Regions from separate parts of the Homo sapiens genome. Here region 1 is linked to region 2. Evidence: chromatin loops called from intact Hi-C (ENCODE). Cell type or tissue: K562. All regions are shown on one strand.

Region 1 (8,000 bases), 130 kb after region 2:
TTGCTGGGTCCCCTCCCAGCTGAGCTGTGACTGCTGAGTACTGGAAGGAGGTTGCCAGGGTCTCTGCTACCTTTGTCTGCATCCCTCCCTTGCTCCCTGCTGGGTGGTCCCTCACCCAGGCCTCCAATGTGGTTGGCCCTGGGGACTCATTACTTCTGGTAGCTGGCTTTCTATAAAAATGGGTCAAACCCATGTCAAGGGCCCAGGCTCATTTGTTCTACAGCTGCAAAGAGCGTGATGTGCACTGTCTGTGCTGATCATGGCTGGTATGGAGAATGTGGTAGGGTGATTCGCCCCAGAGCCCTTGTGAGGCCCCAGGAGAATGGAGGTGGACCTGGAGGGTAAGCTGGACCTGGCCAAGTAGATGTGGGAAAAGAGCCTTCCAAGGAGGAGGGACCTCTTGGCCATGGGGGGACAATAGGACAGGGATAAACAGAGGGACTGGGGACTAGGTGAGGTCCTTGGTACCTGTAGGGGAGCATGTGGGGAGAGGGCTGTCTGAAAATCTGGATGGGCAGAGCCTGTGGAGCCCTCACATTCCAGAACAAAGATGGCAAAGTTGAAATAGGAAAAGTGCAATAATCACTCATGAAGGGGATATAGTAGTCTGAGCCTTGTTTGTTCCATTCATTGATATCCCACCAGTTTCAAAAAGAAGATGAGAACATGCAGAAGTGCGGTGGCCTGCTGATGAAGAAGGGGGTGAGGAGAGAGGTTGTGTGAAAAGCACAGTGAAGGACTCCTCTGCAGTGGTTTACAAGAACAGGATGGATACAGGAGCCCAGGGGCAGAGCACTAGCCTCTCAGGGTTTCTGTCACATGGCTGCCCATATGAAGGCTGCCGGCCCTGTACCCCACCCTGTCTGTGCCCAGTGAGTGCTGCAGTTGGGACTGTGAGGGGGCTGTGTAGAGGTGGGTGTGTACGCACAGGAACCAGGGGATGCACCCCTGCTGTGTCTGCTCTGGCCCAGGGAGAAGCCTAGGAGAGCCACCAGCACCGGACAGTAGCTTGTCCCCAGCTTCCATGTGCGCCTGGGGCTCAGGACACAAGCAGCTCAGGAGCTGTGTCTCTCTGCAGTACTGGCTACAGGAGACCCCTTTTATTTTAGACGCCAGGCATGTCAGGGGTAAAACTGGCATTTGGTGGTGACAGCAAAAGCACTTGTCTTGTGTTCTTGTGGATGGGGCATGTGTAGAGGCCTGACTGTTGGTCTTTGGGGAGAGGCAGGCGGAGAGCCAATCAGGCTGGGAGGGAAGTGGGAGGGTAGGGACTGCTCTGTCCAGGCTGTGCCGAGGCCCCGGTGGGGTTTGCTATGTAAACTCCAGCAGCCATTCACAGCAGGCTTCCAGCAGAAATGCTTCCTATATATCCCTGAAATGTTTATGCATTTGTTTTCCTTGGCCAGGGATAGGGCGCTCCAGCTGAGCACCCGGGCAGAGGAAATCGGTTTCCCAGCAGCAGCCTTGTTTATCAGCCTGGGAAGGAAAAGTGTGTCTTTTCAATGAAACTCACTTAACCTCCTGACCAAGGTCCCTTTGGCAGCACTGGAGAAAACAAACTATTCCCAGTGTTGCTTGAGAAGACCATTTCCAACAAATTACAAACCTGCTTCTCTAGAAGCCAGGTACATTGTGCAGTTTCTTATTCCTTGCCTAGGTTTTCCTGGAATGGAAGATGAGCACAGCCCAGCACCACCCTCCCCCAGACCCAGACACTGGGACAAGTCCATGGTGCTGCCACCAAGCCTGCAGGAATGAAATACAGGCTCCTGACTCCTCACCCATGGGCGATCTCCATCCAAGGGGCAGAGTTTTCTAGGGAGACTGTGGGTGGGCTTCAGAGAGTCCAGAGCTGCCCAGATTATGTGAAAGTTTCCCCTCCCCTTGCAGTGGTCATTTTGGGAGAGGGAGTTGTGGTTAGCTTTTGTCACCTTTCCACCTTGCCCTTGGAGTCCTCCCCAGATGCCCAAGCTGGCTGTGGCTCCTTCAGGGAGGAGGGGCAGGGCAGCAAGGTCTTACTTAACCTGTCCTGCAGCAGTGCTGGGTGTTGCTGTGGGCCCTCTGATGAGCACATAGGAAGTGCTGGCCTCCTCTTTTGTGAGGGGGCTTCCCACTGCTAAGGACTGCCCCACGTCAGCTGATCCCCCCTCCAACTGCTGCTATGGCAGCTCTCCAGCCCCTCTGCCAGAGCCAACCTCTCCTCCACCACCTTTATGGAAGACCCGAGTCTTCCTTCTGCAGGATCCACACTTGAACTGTGCAAAGCACCAACATATCATTGCCTCCCAAATCCTGGAGATCAGACCTTCCCCACTCACCCCATCTCCTGCCCCACCATCTGTCGGGAGCTCCTCACCTTTAACCTTCCCCACTCCATGCGAGTGTCCCACATCCTGGGGACACAAATCAAGCTTTCAGGCAGTCTCCTTGAAGCCTCCCTCACTTGACTTTAGGAGTGGAGATTCACCCTCTCTGCTCCCCATGGCTAGGGGAAGGGGACCCAGGGACCCGAGCACACTGATGCTTCTCTCCAGGGACATCCTCACTAGCCCCGACCTCTTCGACTGCCAGCCCAATACTTTCTTCATCCTCTCTCGTGGTGGGAGGATCATTCACAGCACTCTCCCTGTTAGTTCTACATAGAGGGAGCACCTGTCAGAAGAGCGGTTTCCAGAGCTGCAAGAATTCCCTGGGGGTCAGAGCTGGGCCAGGGCTTGGAGGGGTGTTGGAGGCTGTACTAAGGCAAGCTTTGTCCAGACTCCACCTGACTGCTCCCCAGGGTCTCCATGTCTGAGCCCAAAGGGAACACAGCGTTGGGGGCAGGACCCAGCCCATCCAGAACACCAGCCGTGGAAGAGGAGCAGCAGCGCTCCCGCCCGCCGTGAGGGCCGGGGCTGGTGAAGTCTCAGAGAGGCTTCCACAGACCCTAGGCTCTGCTAAGCAAGGGTGGCACAGCAGGGCGTCTCTGCCCTAGTCCGGATTCACCACTCAAAGTGCTGTCTTCAAACCAGCAGCAGCAGCACCGCCTGATGTCCAGGCTTAGAAATGCGGACTCAGGCTGTGCCCAGAACTAGGGGATCCGAGTCTGTGCTTTCACTTAAAGCCTGCTCTGGAGGTTGTGATTTTGTGGGGAGACAGTGTGAAATGCACAAATAGCCACCAAAATGAAGTACTGAAGGCATGTGTGGGAGGCGGTCATGGGCACATGAGGAAGAAGCTGCATCAGATCCCAGGCCTGAGTGCAGCCCTGACTCCCCTGCTTCCTGCCTCTGGGGCCTTGAGCACTTGACTCGAGCTCACTGGGCCTCAGTTTCCTCATCTGTAGAATTACAACCTCCTAGGGCTGGGATGAGGATTAAGTGAGTTACTACATGGTGCAGTGCTTAGAACAGGGCCTGGCACAGCATCAGGACTCGGTAAATGTTGGCTCCTAATACTTCCAGTGAGATAGGAGGTGGTATCTCATCCGGGTGTTGGAGGATGAGCAGGGTTTTAACAAGTGGCGAAGTAGATGGAAGATCATTCCAGCTGAGAGGAACAGTGAAAGCAGAGACCAGGGAAGTCCTTGATGTCTGCGGGTCTCCTCTGGGGTGACCACAGTGTGGGAGGCCCAGAGCAGTAGGAGTGGAGGCAAAGAGCAGGAGAGGGCCTCAGACAATGGTCTGGGGCTGGGACGTTTCCCTGGGAGAGGAGAACTTCTCAGCGTGCTGCTTCAGACCTCTCTCTCCCTGGCAGGAGAGTGGGGTGTGGGGCAGAGGCTGGGAGCACATTGAGGGGATGGAAGTGAAAGATGGCTAGTGGCCTTTGCTACTGGAGGCCCAGTGGACCATCCTTACGTGGCCACTGAGCTCTTAGGGGATCCTAAAATTTGCAGGAGGCAGTCAGGTTGCCAAGTCTATTTGCAGGTATTTCTCCACCCACCACAGTCCGCCCTACTTCCTAATCATGCACTAATCCTCATGGGGGCTGTGGGAGCTTTAATTACCAGGCAAAAATGCCAGGCATTTGCGATAATAGAGATTGCTTAATGCAAACTCCAGCATGAGGGGGTGGACTGATAGGTGCGTGGGGGAGGGGCCAGGAAGAACATGGCTATAGTGTCTGCGTGTGTGTTCCCGGCAGACCTGTTATGCACAGAAAGGGATCAGGACCCTGCTGGTCAAGGGCCAGTGGCTACCAACGCCTGTGGGTGGCCTTTCCTGCCCTTCCTTTTTACGCCATCTCCCAGACTGCGGCGCTTCCTTCCATTCTCCTGCTCACCTTCCCACAAAATACCTATCTTGTGTCCTGTTCCTCCAAGAAGTCACTGAAGGCCTTCTCCATACAGATGGGGAAACCGAGGCCCAGACAGGAATCATTAGTTAAGAGTCCTCCTGGGCATTTCTTTTCCACAGGGGTCTCTTGGAGACCAGACCACCAGATGGTCTTGGGGCTGGATGGAATAAATCTGATGGGGGGTGGGGGTGATTCCAACCTGCCTCCTTTTGCCTCCCCTCTTGCTTCCCCCTCCAGCCCCACACCTCACCCACCACAGACCCCAGCAGCCTCTTCCCAAACTGCCCCTGGCTGCCTGCAGCCTTCCCTGGTGTTCTTTGATTCACCTGGGTCCTTGCCCTCTGGCTCCCCATGTCCATCTGTCAAATCCTACCCATCCCACAAGGCCAGCTCCAAGGCCCCTCCTCTAAGAAGCCCTCCTGGATTACCCAGCCGACAGTTCAAGTCCTCCCCTCTGAGTGCTCACAGGACTCAATCACCTCCTCTTTCACAAGCCTAGGTCTTAATAGTTAGAGGGTGTCGGTCACCTGGCCACAGGTGTATGCACAAGCAAACACATAAGCACATGCACACACACCCCTGTACACCTCTAGTGCTGTTTCCTTACCCCTGGGCCCGGGGCTCCTTCCTCCCTGCCTCTTTCCCTCCCCCAGGTACCTGTCCCACCCTGGGGGACAAGCCCAAAGCTCCTTCTGCCCACTTTGAGGCCCCTCCCCTGCTCACACCCACTCCAGGCAGAAAGCCTCGGCAGCTGGGTGTCAGGGCGGGAAGGTGCTGCCTGAGGCTCCAAACCGTTGGTTCCAGGTGTGGCTTTGAGATTAAACCTGGCGCCTTTCCTGTGGCCCTTGATAAGGGTGATCCTGAGTGTTTCTCTGGCATTTTCTGTTTAAGGCCTGTCTGAGGTTCAGCAAAGTCCCACCTCCCCACGGAGCCCTCCATGATAAGCACAGCACTCGCGGGTCCACCTCCCTGTGGCCTGCTCTGTGGGGAGCCCAGGGTTGGCACCATTCCTGGGCCCTGCCCCTCCCCTCCCCTCCCCAGCACAAGGACTGACCCTGAGGAGTGCTATTAATAATTATATCAGGACAGTTTTGTAATCAGGAACTGCCGTGCACGGGAACTGTAGTCTGCGGGAGGATTGTTCTGTTACTGATTGATCTCCCACCACCGTGCCCTTCAAACTCCGGGTTCAGATCCTTGGATTGTATTTGGGGGTTGGAGCTCAGATGAGGGGAATCCTCTTGGTGGGCTGGAGCAGTCGAAAGCTTCTTGAAGGGGGAGGATTGAAACTGGACCCTGAAGGAAAGTGGGTGGGAGGAGGGGCAGAGAGCATTCCAGATAAGCAGAGGGTCTGGGTTGTCAGGGGCAAGGGGCCTGGGGAGTCTGGGGGTGGTGGGAAGGTTAAGGATGTCAGGGCTGGATCCTGAAGGGCTTTGAATGTCAGGTTAAGGAGCTTGAGCTGTGAGCACTAGGGAGCCATGGAGGGTTTCAGAGCAGGACAGTGATGGGTCCAAGCTGTTTGGGAAGACTGATGTGGCAACAATGTGGAGGACAGATCAGAAGGAAGACGCTAACTTCTTAGCTGGGGCCATGGAGAGGAGGATCCGGTGTGAGAGAGCCTGCTTTTTTTTTTTTTTTCTTTTTTTTGAGACAGGGTCATCCAGGCTGGAGGTGCAGTGGCACAATCACAGCTCACTGCAGCCTTGATCTCCTGGGCTCAAGCAATCCTCCTAAATCAGCTTCCCAAGTAGCTGGGACTACAGGTGTGTGCCACCATGCCTGGCTAATTTTTTAATTTATTTTAATAGAGACAAGGTCTTTCTGTGTTGCCCAGACTGTTCTCGAGCTCCTGAGCTCAAGCGATCCTCCTGTGCAGGCCTCCCAGAGACATCCTGCCTTTTAGTGCTTCAGCCAAAGGAGCAAGGTGGTGGGCCCATGGACCCGCACCCAAGTCCCCGCTCTCTTCCCTGCTTCCTGGCAGGCAGATCTTGCCTCCAGCAGCGGTTCCGTCTGCCTGCTTCTCCGTCAGCACTGGTGGCTGCAGCTGTCCCTAGAGCATCTTTGCAAAACATCCCCGCCACGTGATGAAGGAAGGCTTCCTCTGCCCCCGTGCCTTGGCAAACCATGAAGGAGGGGGCCTCAATTCGAGGAAGTGCCCAGGGCTTTGTTCTGGCTCCCGCCATGGCTGGACCCACTGTCTATTGTTTTCCATGCCGTTGGTGACCTTGGGCCAGCTGGACTGGCTGGCTCCCACCTCCAAGTCCATTGCGGAAGACAGCCAGGCTGGCAGGATGATTTTCAGTCCCTAGGTGGTCTTGAGTAGGCCCCCTACCCATGGAGAGACTTAGTTTCCCCAGCTCTTGGGGGTCCCAGTTGGCATTATGGAGACTGTTTATCTCCTGAGGACCAGGAATCTCTTATTAGGCAGGAAAGTGAGTTCCCAGCCCCAGAACAGAGACCCATACCTCCTCCTGTGTCTGCTGTTGTTGGGGGCCCTTGTCCTGGACCTGTGGATCAGAGGCGCAAGTCTGTCTGCCATTCCCTCTCTCTTGGTTTTGGGGATCCTTGCTGCCCCTACCGCAGGGTGTGGTCTGTGAGGAAAGGGGCTTGGGTTGGATGATGAAGTGATTACAAGCTTCTACTGGAATTTGGACCACCTGAGTTTAGATCTTAGCTCCAACCTCTCAGTTGTGTCACCGTAGCTAAGTTACAAAATATGCATGCACGCACACACACACGCACGCGCACACACACACATGCACACACACACACACACATAAAGTGACCTTTCTGAGCCTCAGTTTCCCTGTCTGTAAAATGGGAATAATAACAGCGTAAACTATATAAGATTGGTGTGAGGATTAAGTGTAAGGTGCCTAGAAGAGCACCTGGCGCCTAGTAGGTGCCCAGTAAATGTTGGCTCTTTTGCCATGAGCTGATAGGAGGGTGTGGGGGTTGGGGCAAGTTCACCTCACTGAGATTCAGGAAGGGTGACCGTATGAGATGCTGTGATGTAGTGAGGTCTGCTGGGCATTGTCTCTGTGGACTGATCCCTGGAAATCAGTCCCTCCCTGTACCTTTCCAAACCCAGCCCTGAAAGGCAAGGCCCTCCTCTCCTTTCCCTGGCTCTCCAGGCCCCATAGCTGCTCCTGGGCCAACTGGATAAATGGCTTCTTCTCTGCTTGCCCCCTTAAGGCTGTTCCTCCCTGCTCTGGGCTTTGGTTCCCTGCTTGTGAAAGGAGGTGATTGGATGAGGAGGCCCTCCCTGCACAGCGACTGGGCCAGCATTCCCAGCAGTGACCACTCCTGAGACTGAGATCGAGGGCAACAGGGACAGACACTGTGTACAGCCCCTAACGAGCCTGGCACTCACACCTCCCTGGTGACAGATAAAGAAACTGAGGCTCAGCCAGCCAGGTGCTGGCTCGGGGCCTGAGGCTAACAGATGGCAGGTGCCCAAGCTCTCCCTGCTCATTCCTCGCCTCCCAGAGGATTTGCTGAGATTCTGGAAGGCCCCCAAGCAGGGCAGAGGAGAGGGTGGGGCTTCCCGGAGCCCCTCCTCTCCTATCTTCCTTTATTTCCTGAGACTTATTTTGGGGACTCTGGAAAAATCTGTGAGTGTCTTGGTTTCTATACCCGTGTGCTATTGTGTGAGAACCCAGCCTTTCCTTCAATTCAGACCCCTCCCCTCACCCCTCACAAGCAGTCCGGAGGGAGAGATGGGT
Region 2 (8,000 bases):
GTTCAGGGCTGATTAATTGAGAAAAGCTGTTCCATCTCCCTGTGGAAGCGCTATGAGAACAAGGTGCCTCTTCTGGGCAGACCAATTAGAGAAAGATGTCCCTTCCTTAAGGCTGATTGGGTCACACTACTGAGCACCTGTCAGCCTCCCTTTTTCCCTCAGCCCCAATCTGTGCCTTTGTGTGGGTACACCCTGGGCACAGCAACCTTGATAAGAGCCAGGAGACCTGGAATCTACTCTCAGCCCTGCCACTAATTGTTTCACTTCTCTGGGCCTCGTATTCCTATCCATGAGATTTAATCTAATAATCTACAGGAACATCCTAAGAACAGCAGGAAGTCATTGATGTGGAAGTGCTTTTTTTTTTGAGGCAGAGTCTCACTCCGTCGCCCAGGCTGGAGTGCAGTGGCGTTATCTCGGCTCACTGCAAGCTCCGCCTCCCGGGTTCAGGCCATTCTCCTGCCTCAACCTCCCCAGTAGCTGGGACTACAGGTGCCCGTCACCACGCCCGGCTAATTTTTTGTATTTTTAGTAGAGACGGGGTTTCACCGTGTTAGCCAGGATGGTGAAAGTGCTTTTTTTAAGGTGTAGTTTCACTCTTGTTGCCCAAGCTGGCGTGCAATGGTGCGATCTCAGCTCACTGCAAGCTCCGCCTCCTGGGTTCAAGTGATTCTCCTGCCTCAGCCTCCTGAGTAGCTGGGATTACAGGCATGCACCACCATGCCCAGCAAATTTTTGTGCTTTAAAAAGTAAAAGGTTTTGCACAAATTGACCCATTGATGTTATTCCCCCAGAGGGTCAGGGCTGAGATGGTCTTTCAAAATTACCCAGTCTAATCTCCGGGTTTTTTGTTTGTTTGTTTTGAGACAGAGTCACACTCTATCGCCCAGGCTGGAGTGCAGTGGTGCAATCTCAGCTCACTGCAACCTCAGCTTCCCACGTTCAAGCGATTATCTTGCTGCAGCCTCCCAAGTCGCTGGGACTACAGGCGTGCACCACCACACTCAGCTAATTTTTTTATTTTCAGTATAGACAGGGTTTCACCATGTTGGCCACACTGGTCTTGAACCTCTGACCTCAAGTGATCCTCCCTCTTCGGCCTCCCAAGGTGCTGGGATTACAGGCGTGAGCCACCATGCCCAGCCAAATCTCCATTTTTTTTGTAGTCAGGGACGATAGGTCCCAAGAGGGAAAGCGACTTGTCCAGAGACACACAGCAAGCTGGTGACAGAGCTGGAGTAAGAACTCAGGCGTTCTGACTCCTCGTTCACCCTGTGTACCCTCATTCCACCAGGTCTCCCCACCCGGCTTGGAAGGGCAGGGGGCCCTGCTTCCCTTTGGCTCTCTTTTAGCATAGACTCGTTTCTGTGATAACATCCCTGCCAGCAGTCCTTCCCTTCCGGGCTCATGCTTTACCCCAGAGAGCATGTGGACCCCAGCTCTTCTCTCAGTACAGCCCTCTCCGGCCTTGTCTGGAAAGGCATTGAATATGGGTAGTTTTATTTTTATTTTTATTTTTATTTTTTTGAGACCTAGTTTCGCTCTTGTTGCCCAGACTGAAATACAATGGCATGTTCTTGGCTCATTACAACCTCCGCCTCCTGGGTACAAGTGATTCTCCTGCCTCAGCCTCCTGAGCAGCTGGAATTACAGGCGTCTACCACCATGCCTGGCTAATTTTTGTATTTTTAGTAGAGAAAGGGTTTCACCATGTTGGCCAGGCTGGTCTCGAACTCCTGACGTCAGGTGATTTGCCCGCCTTGGCCTCCCAAAGTGCTGGGATTACAGGTGTGAACCACTGTGCCTTGCCGAATATGGGTAGTTTTAGACATGCTCATGGCAGAATGATCAACAGGCGGAAGAAGTGGGAGGTCCAGCCGATGTGGATCCCTGAGAGCCCATGTCCACAAACAGGGGAAGAATAGTGGCTAAAATAGGTCTTGTAGGGAATTTTAAAGACAAGTGAATTGTCTGTTGAGGCAGCCAAAAAGGGGCTGGCTTCTGCCAGGTGGCAGCCAGGCAATGTCCAGGAGAGGAGATTGCCAAGGAAAGGAGGCTACAAATGCCCCCTCCTTGTGATGTCAGGACCTCCCTTAGCGAGCGATCTGGCCAAGACACAGGGAAAAGACACAGGATCCAGACCCGGGGCTCTGCTCCTTGGACGGCTCAGTGCAGAGAGTCAGCTGGCTGCCTGGAAGGAGAGAGTGGGCAAGGGTGTGAGGGAATCTTTGGGGGCTGTGGAAGCTGTTCTACCTTATGAAATGGGGCTGGGATGGACTGAGGGACTATGCTGTGCTCTGTCATTTGTCCATAAGTACTCTCTACATGCTCTAATAAAACATTTTGTTTTACTCTATCCAATGGGCAGAACCTGTGATATGCTGTCAAGACTATGGGGGAAGGACTCTTTAGGGAAGAAAACCCTATTGTGACTAAAGGAAGGAACCTTCTGTTTGGGGCAGAGAGGCAGACTTGTAAGTCATGACCATTGGTCCACAGAACTGTTTCATCATGCAACGGTGAAACTCTGTACCCGTTAGACAGTAACTCCTGGTCTCCCTTCCCCTCGCCCCCAGCAACCGCCATTCTACTGTGTCTTTATGAATGTGACTACCCTAAGTACCTCATATAAGTGGAATCATACAGTATTTGTCCATTTGTGACTGGCTTATTTCACTTAGCATAATGTCTTCAGGTTCATCCGTGCTGCACTGTGTCAGAATTTCCTTCCTTTTCAAGGTTGAATAATATACCATCGTATGGATATGCCACATTTTGTTTATCCATTCATCCACTGATGGACACTTGGTGGTGTTTGTGTTTGGGCTATTGTGAATAATGCCGTTATGAGGCCAGCCACAGGTAAAACTCACTGAATTCTCACAACAGCTCATGTGGACAGTATTATTTTGAAATTCCATTTTACAGGTGAGGAAACTGAGGCACAGACCTTCTCAAAGTAGCTATTAAGTAGAGAGCTGGGCTTATGAACCCAAGCACTGTCATTCCAGAGCCTGAGCTTAACCTGGACCCCACACTGTCATCTCACAGGGGTGCAGAAGAACATCTAACTAGGCTTGGGGGAAGTCCAGGAAGCCATGGAGGTGATCTGTGAGCTGAGAGTGAAGAGTGAATAGTTCACTGATGGCTGATGGAGAAAAGGGCTAGCCATTCCCAGCAGAGGGAACACCTGTGTGTTGCGGCTAATTACACAAAAACCCATCTCCACTCCTAAGTCATGGCCCCTGTGGTCCTGAAGTAACCTGAATTTGAAAACAGAAGACACAGGAGATTTATTATCTGTGTGGTACCCCCTACTTCCTACCTATCTACCTCCACCACATCATAGGAATCAAGTAGCAAGGCCAAGCCAGACTTGGAGAGATGCCAGCAGAAGCATTTCATAGGCTCAAAAGGACGTACATTTCCCAATCTCTTCCTGACCTATTTCTAACTCCCGTATCCTTATGGGGGTGGAGCTGGAGGTTGAAGGGTCTGTGGGGGAGGTGGGGAAGAGGAGGATGAAACCCCAACAGCTCTTTTGCCCTCTGCCTGTAAGTTCAGCTTATCTTATCCTAATGCATTCTTGACTCCTTGCTGAGAAATGCTGCTTATCTTGCGACTCCATTCTAGTCTCAAAAACCCTGCATTTATTCTTTTTCCTAGAACTCTGAAAAAACCCAAGCTTGGGGAACATGGTTGTTTACCAGAGTCATTTTAACTGCTTATCTAGAAAGGAAAGGAACAAAAGTTGGCCATTCTGGTCATCTCAGCTTAGGCAGCACAGAGGTCATGGAGAAATTTTCGTAGGCAACTGCCTCTACTTACGGGAAAAGCTATAAAAACATACAGTTGTGTACAAGCACAGAAGTGAGACAGGCCCAGGCTCGTGTGGAGATCAAGGACTGCAGGACTTGAGTTCTGAGATCCTGCACATGTGGGCATGTTATATGTACAATAAGCGTGTGGGGTGTCATGAACTGAGATCCTAATAAAAAGAACCAGAGGTATAGAAACATGACATCTTGAAACAAAAGAACGCCAGTGTTCCAGAGATTGCTAGTTGTTCTCCCGTGCCCACTATGCCCATTAACTTCTTCAGAGTAATAGATTTTTTGGCTGGGCTCCATTTAGCTGGGCAAGGCTGCCTTAAACAAGACTATATTTCCTAGTCCCCTTTGTAGCTTTGTGCGGTCAAGTGAGTGAGTTCTGACCGAAGGGATTTGAGCAGAAGTGTCGTACCAGCTTCTGGAAGCCTTCCTTAAGATGTCGTAAACCTAGACTCTGCTATTTACTCTTCATCCTTTACCCTGTCCTGTGATCTGGAATGTGGCTGCTGGCATCTTGGTTTAGGAGGTCAAGGCCACACATGGCGGAGAAACAAGACAGAGGGAAACTGGGAACCTAATAATGTGAAGCACTCATGAGCCCTGGGTTTTTATGTGAGAGACAAATAGACTTTCATCTTGTTTAAGTCACTGATATTATTGTTACCCTTATTATTATTATGGCAGAAATGCCAGAGAAGTGGTGTTGTGTCTCTTTCAGTGCATAAGGAGGTATGTAACATTGATAGTCCTCTGGCTGGGGATGATAACTTTGATCACTTGGTTAATGGGTTGGCCAACTTCTCCATCATAAAGTGAACATTTTCCCCTTTGTAATTAAGCAGTATCTTATGGAGAGATTCTTTGAGATGACATAAATATCCTGTATCCACTAGTTTTAGCATCCATTGATGATTCTTGTCTGAATGAATTATTATCATTATCCTGGTTGCCAAATGATGATTGGCAAATTCCATCATCCTTTCTACATTTATGAGTTCACATTCAAATGTAAGGAGAGGCTTTCCCTTCTCCTTTATATATCTATATATATATATATATATCTATATCTATCTATCTATCTATATATCTATCTATATATATATCTATATATCTATCTATATATATATCTATATATATCTATCTATATATATATCTATATATCTATCTATCTATCTATATATCTATATATATATCTATCTATATATATATATAAACATGGACTCATGGGTTCTTATTTTATTCAGTTGGTTATAATCTGTGACTATCATAACTTACTCTGATATACAGATTTAGCCAGTAGGACCCCTTTTAAGCTGGGTGGTGGTTTGTTCTTCTGACATGATTCCCTTATTTTTTTGAGTACTTCCTTACTAAGTTACTCTTATTTTGAGTTTTTCTGTCACTCTGAATGGAAATGGGTACTAACCATTATAATCAGGCATAGGAGTAAAAGAAATGGATGAGGGCTCTGGGGCTGCCTCCTTCAGCTCTGGACCTAGAGGCCCAGCACTTGGCATGCCGGGGACAGGAAGGGGTTCACAAAGCAGCCACCCTTCAGCTAGAGTTGAGCTGGGAAGGCACTAGTTGCTGCTTGCTCCAAACAGCCTTGTTTTTGTGAAGGACTCAAGCCAGGAAACCTGGGATAGTCACAGAGAAGAAACCCTGTGACTATCCTCAAGGCCTGCCTTAAAGCTGAGGATATATCATGGTCTCTGCATAGAGACTGAAGTAGAAGGGAAAAATCCCTATAACCATCAGCCCAAGTGCATGGAGTTCAAATATTCAGGTAACCAACCTAGAGGAAGGTGCTCCAATTGAACCATCAGAGCAAGGGAGCCAGGTTTGTAAAGAGCTGTAGACTAAGAAGTCAGAGAACCAGGGGAGAGGGAGAGCAAGAGGCAGAAGATTAAAAATTGTGAGCAGCAGGAGGCATCTCCAGGGCACATACAGAAAATCATATTTGTACAGCCTGAGATAAATGGAGAAGACTGTTCATGGTAGTAATGGCCTATGGTATCTGGCCAGATAGGCTCCATTTAGCTGTCCTGAGGCCTGAGGAGATTGTGACTCCAGCATCCCTATAATCAATTTGTGATACATCAGTACTGACAATCCCTGTGGGAATATCTGGTCTAGCAAACCCTGGAGAAAGAGACCACTGCCCCACAACTGATTGAGCTTTCACTCATTCTTAGAGATTCATAGTATTTAGGTTGAAAAAAAAAGCTGCTTTAACAAAAGACTCCCTCATCCCCACTTCCAAAAATAGAAAAAAAATTAAAAAAAATAAAAACACTAAGCTCAAACCAGATGAAAGTGTATTTCTCTCACCTGTAACCATCTGAAGTCCGTGTCACCATGTGAATGCTCCATGCAGTCATTCAGGGAACCAGGTTCCTTCTATCTTATTTCTGCCATCCCCCAGGATAGCACACTTAAACTCGAGTGAGCATCAGAAGTACCTGGAAGTCTTATAAACACAGATTGCTGGGCCCCACCCTCAGAGTTTCTGATTCAGCACATCTGATGTAGGGACTGAGAATTTGCATTTCTAGTTTTCAAGTGGTGCTGATGCTGGTGTTTGGCGGGCAGCTACACTTTTGAGAATCACTGTTCTTAGGTGTTGCTTTCGTCTTTAGGGTCACAGCACATACTCATTGTTGCAGCTGGTGCTCTGGCTTACAGGAGAGAAAAGAGGATGAAAGAGATAGGGCCTGGTTTTAAGGTGCCGGCCCTCTTATTCTGCTGGTGACAAACTTAGTTCCATGGCTGCCTCTGACTTCAAGAAAGGCTGGGAAATACCACGTGGCTTGGAAGTCTTTTGCCCAGCTCCAAACATATAACCATGCATGAAGGAAATAATGGATTCTGTTGGGCAACTAGCAGACTTCACACAGGACTTCACCACTTTGGGAGCAGTTTCAATTCATTTACTCAGACTAGAATTTTTATGCCGAATCCTACTTTGGAGGAGACTATGTTATGATTTCCAAAGAATGTCTGCACCATTTCAACAGGAATTTTTCACAGGGAGGCACTGACAGCTATGTCTGAAGGTTTGGGGTCTGTACTTGCTGGTGAAAACATTAGAATGTCAAGCAACTGCCAAAAGTCTCTGCTTGGCCCCAGAGAAGGCACATTTATCTGGACAGCATCCAAGGAGCTTTGATCAAGAATTTCCAGGGCCATTCCAGGGCAAGTGTGCAGCAAAGTAGGTTGGGTTTATATTATCCAGGGGTGTGTGTGTGTGTGTGTGTTGTGTGACCTAACTAGTTCTTTTTCTCTGGGGACAACCTTCTTCCTCCCTTGATTTATTTTAAGGAATTGGCTCACATGATTGTGGGGACTGGCAAGTCTGAAACCTGCAAGGCAGGCTGGCAGGTTGGAGACCCAGGGAAGAGTTGATATTGCAGCTTGAGTCCAAAGGCAGGCTGAAGACAGAACACTCTCTTCCTTGGGGAACCTTAGTCTTTTGCTTTTAAGGCAATCAACTTATTGGATGAGGCCCACCCACACTATGAAGGATAAGCTGCTTTACTCAAAGTCTACACACAGCAACATCCAGGCTGGCATTTGACCAAAGAGCAGGGTATCATGACCTAGCCAAGTTGACACATGAAATTAACTATCACATTGGTGGAGAATTATACATTCTTCTTGATTAAAATGGTCATTTTCTCAAAACCCCATGGGATACCTCTGCTATCTTCTTTTCTCTCCCCAGTCAGTCCCCGTGCACAGACCTGCACAAATGGCTGAGCCTCATCATTCCTGACAGCGAGGAGATCTTGGATGTGCCAGGCCTAGTGAAAGACCAACAATCTCACTGCAGGGGTGGCTGTCCCATCTCCTCCTACTGGAGCCTGGCTGGGGCCTGGGTTCCCCCTCCATCTCCAGTCTCATGTTGGCGACCATGTGGATACAGCCTGGGAGCAGAGATTGGGATGTGGTGGATAAGACAGAACTATGGGGGGAGTGTGCAAATAAACTGTCTCTTCATATTGCCAAGGACAGTGGCCTGGGCTGGACCCCCTGTCCTGATCTTTGGGGATGGTGGCCAGACAGCTGGGAAGGTCTGAGAGTCACATCATTAGAAGGAGTTTCACAATGTTCTTCCAACCCCCCTAGTCCAGACATGTTGCATTTGGTCAGATCCCTGTTCCCAGCCCC

Evidence for each region. Peaks named below come from ENCODE experiments on the same cell type or tissue, not always from the same donor. Only the 100,000 strongest peaks of a DNase experiment are listed, where the experiment ranks them.
Region 1: it touches region 2 in a loop (2.7-fold over the local background); 1 of 110 quality-filtered maps calls a loop at or near these places.

Annotation. Positions count from the first base shown.
Region 1 is chr7:30,892,196-30,900,195 of GRCh38, forward strand. It overlaps MINDY4 (MINDY lysine 48 deubiquitinase 4), which reads left to right. Exons shown (of 18, transcript NM_032222.3): 18 at 1-192. It overlaps INMT-MINDY4 (INMT-MINDY4 readthrough (NMD candidate)), which reads left to right. Exons shown (of 20, transcript NR_037598.1): 20 at 1-192. Among named protein-coding and RNA genes, the nearest start is that of AQP1, 16 kb to the right of the region's middle. In K562, a CTCF peak has its summit at 3,012; DNase peaks (open chromatin) are centred at 4,026 and 5,136.
Region 2 is chr7:30,757,800-30,765,799 of GRCh38, forward strand. All of the region lies in intron 2 of INMT-MINDY4 (INMT-MINDY4 readthrough (NMD candidate)), which reads left to right. Among named protein-coding and RNA genes, the nearest start is that of MINDY4, 9.6 kb to the right of the region's middle. In K562, no CTCF peak of the experiment used is centred here; a DNase peak (open chromatin) is centred at 3,582.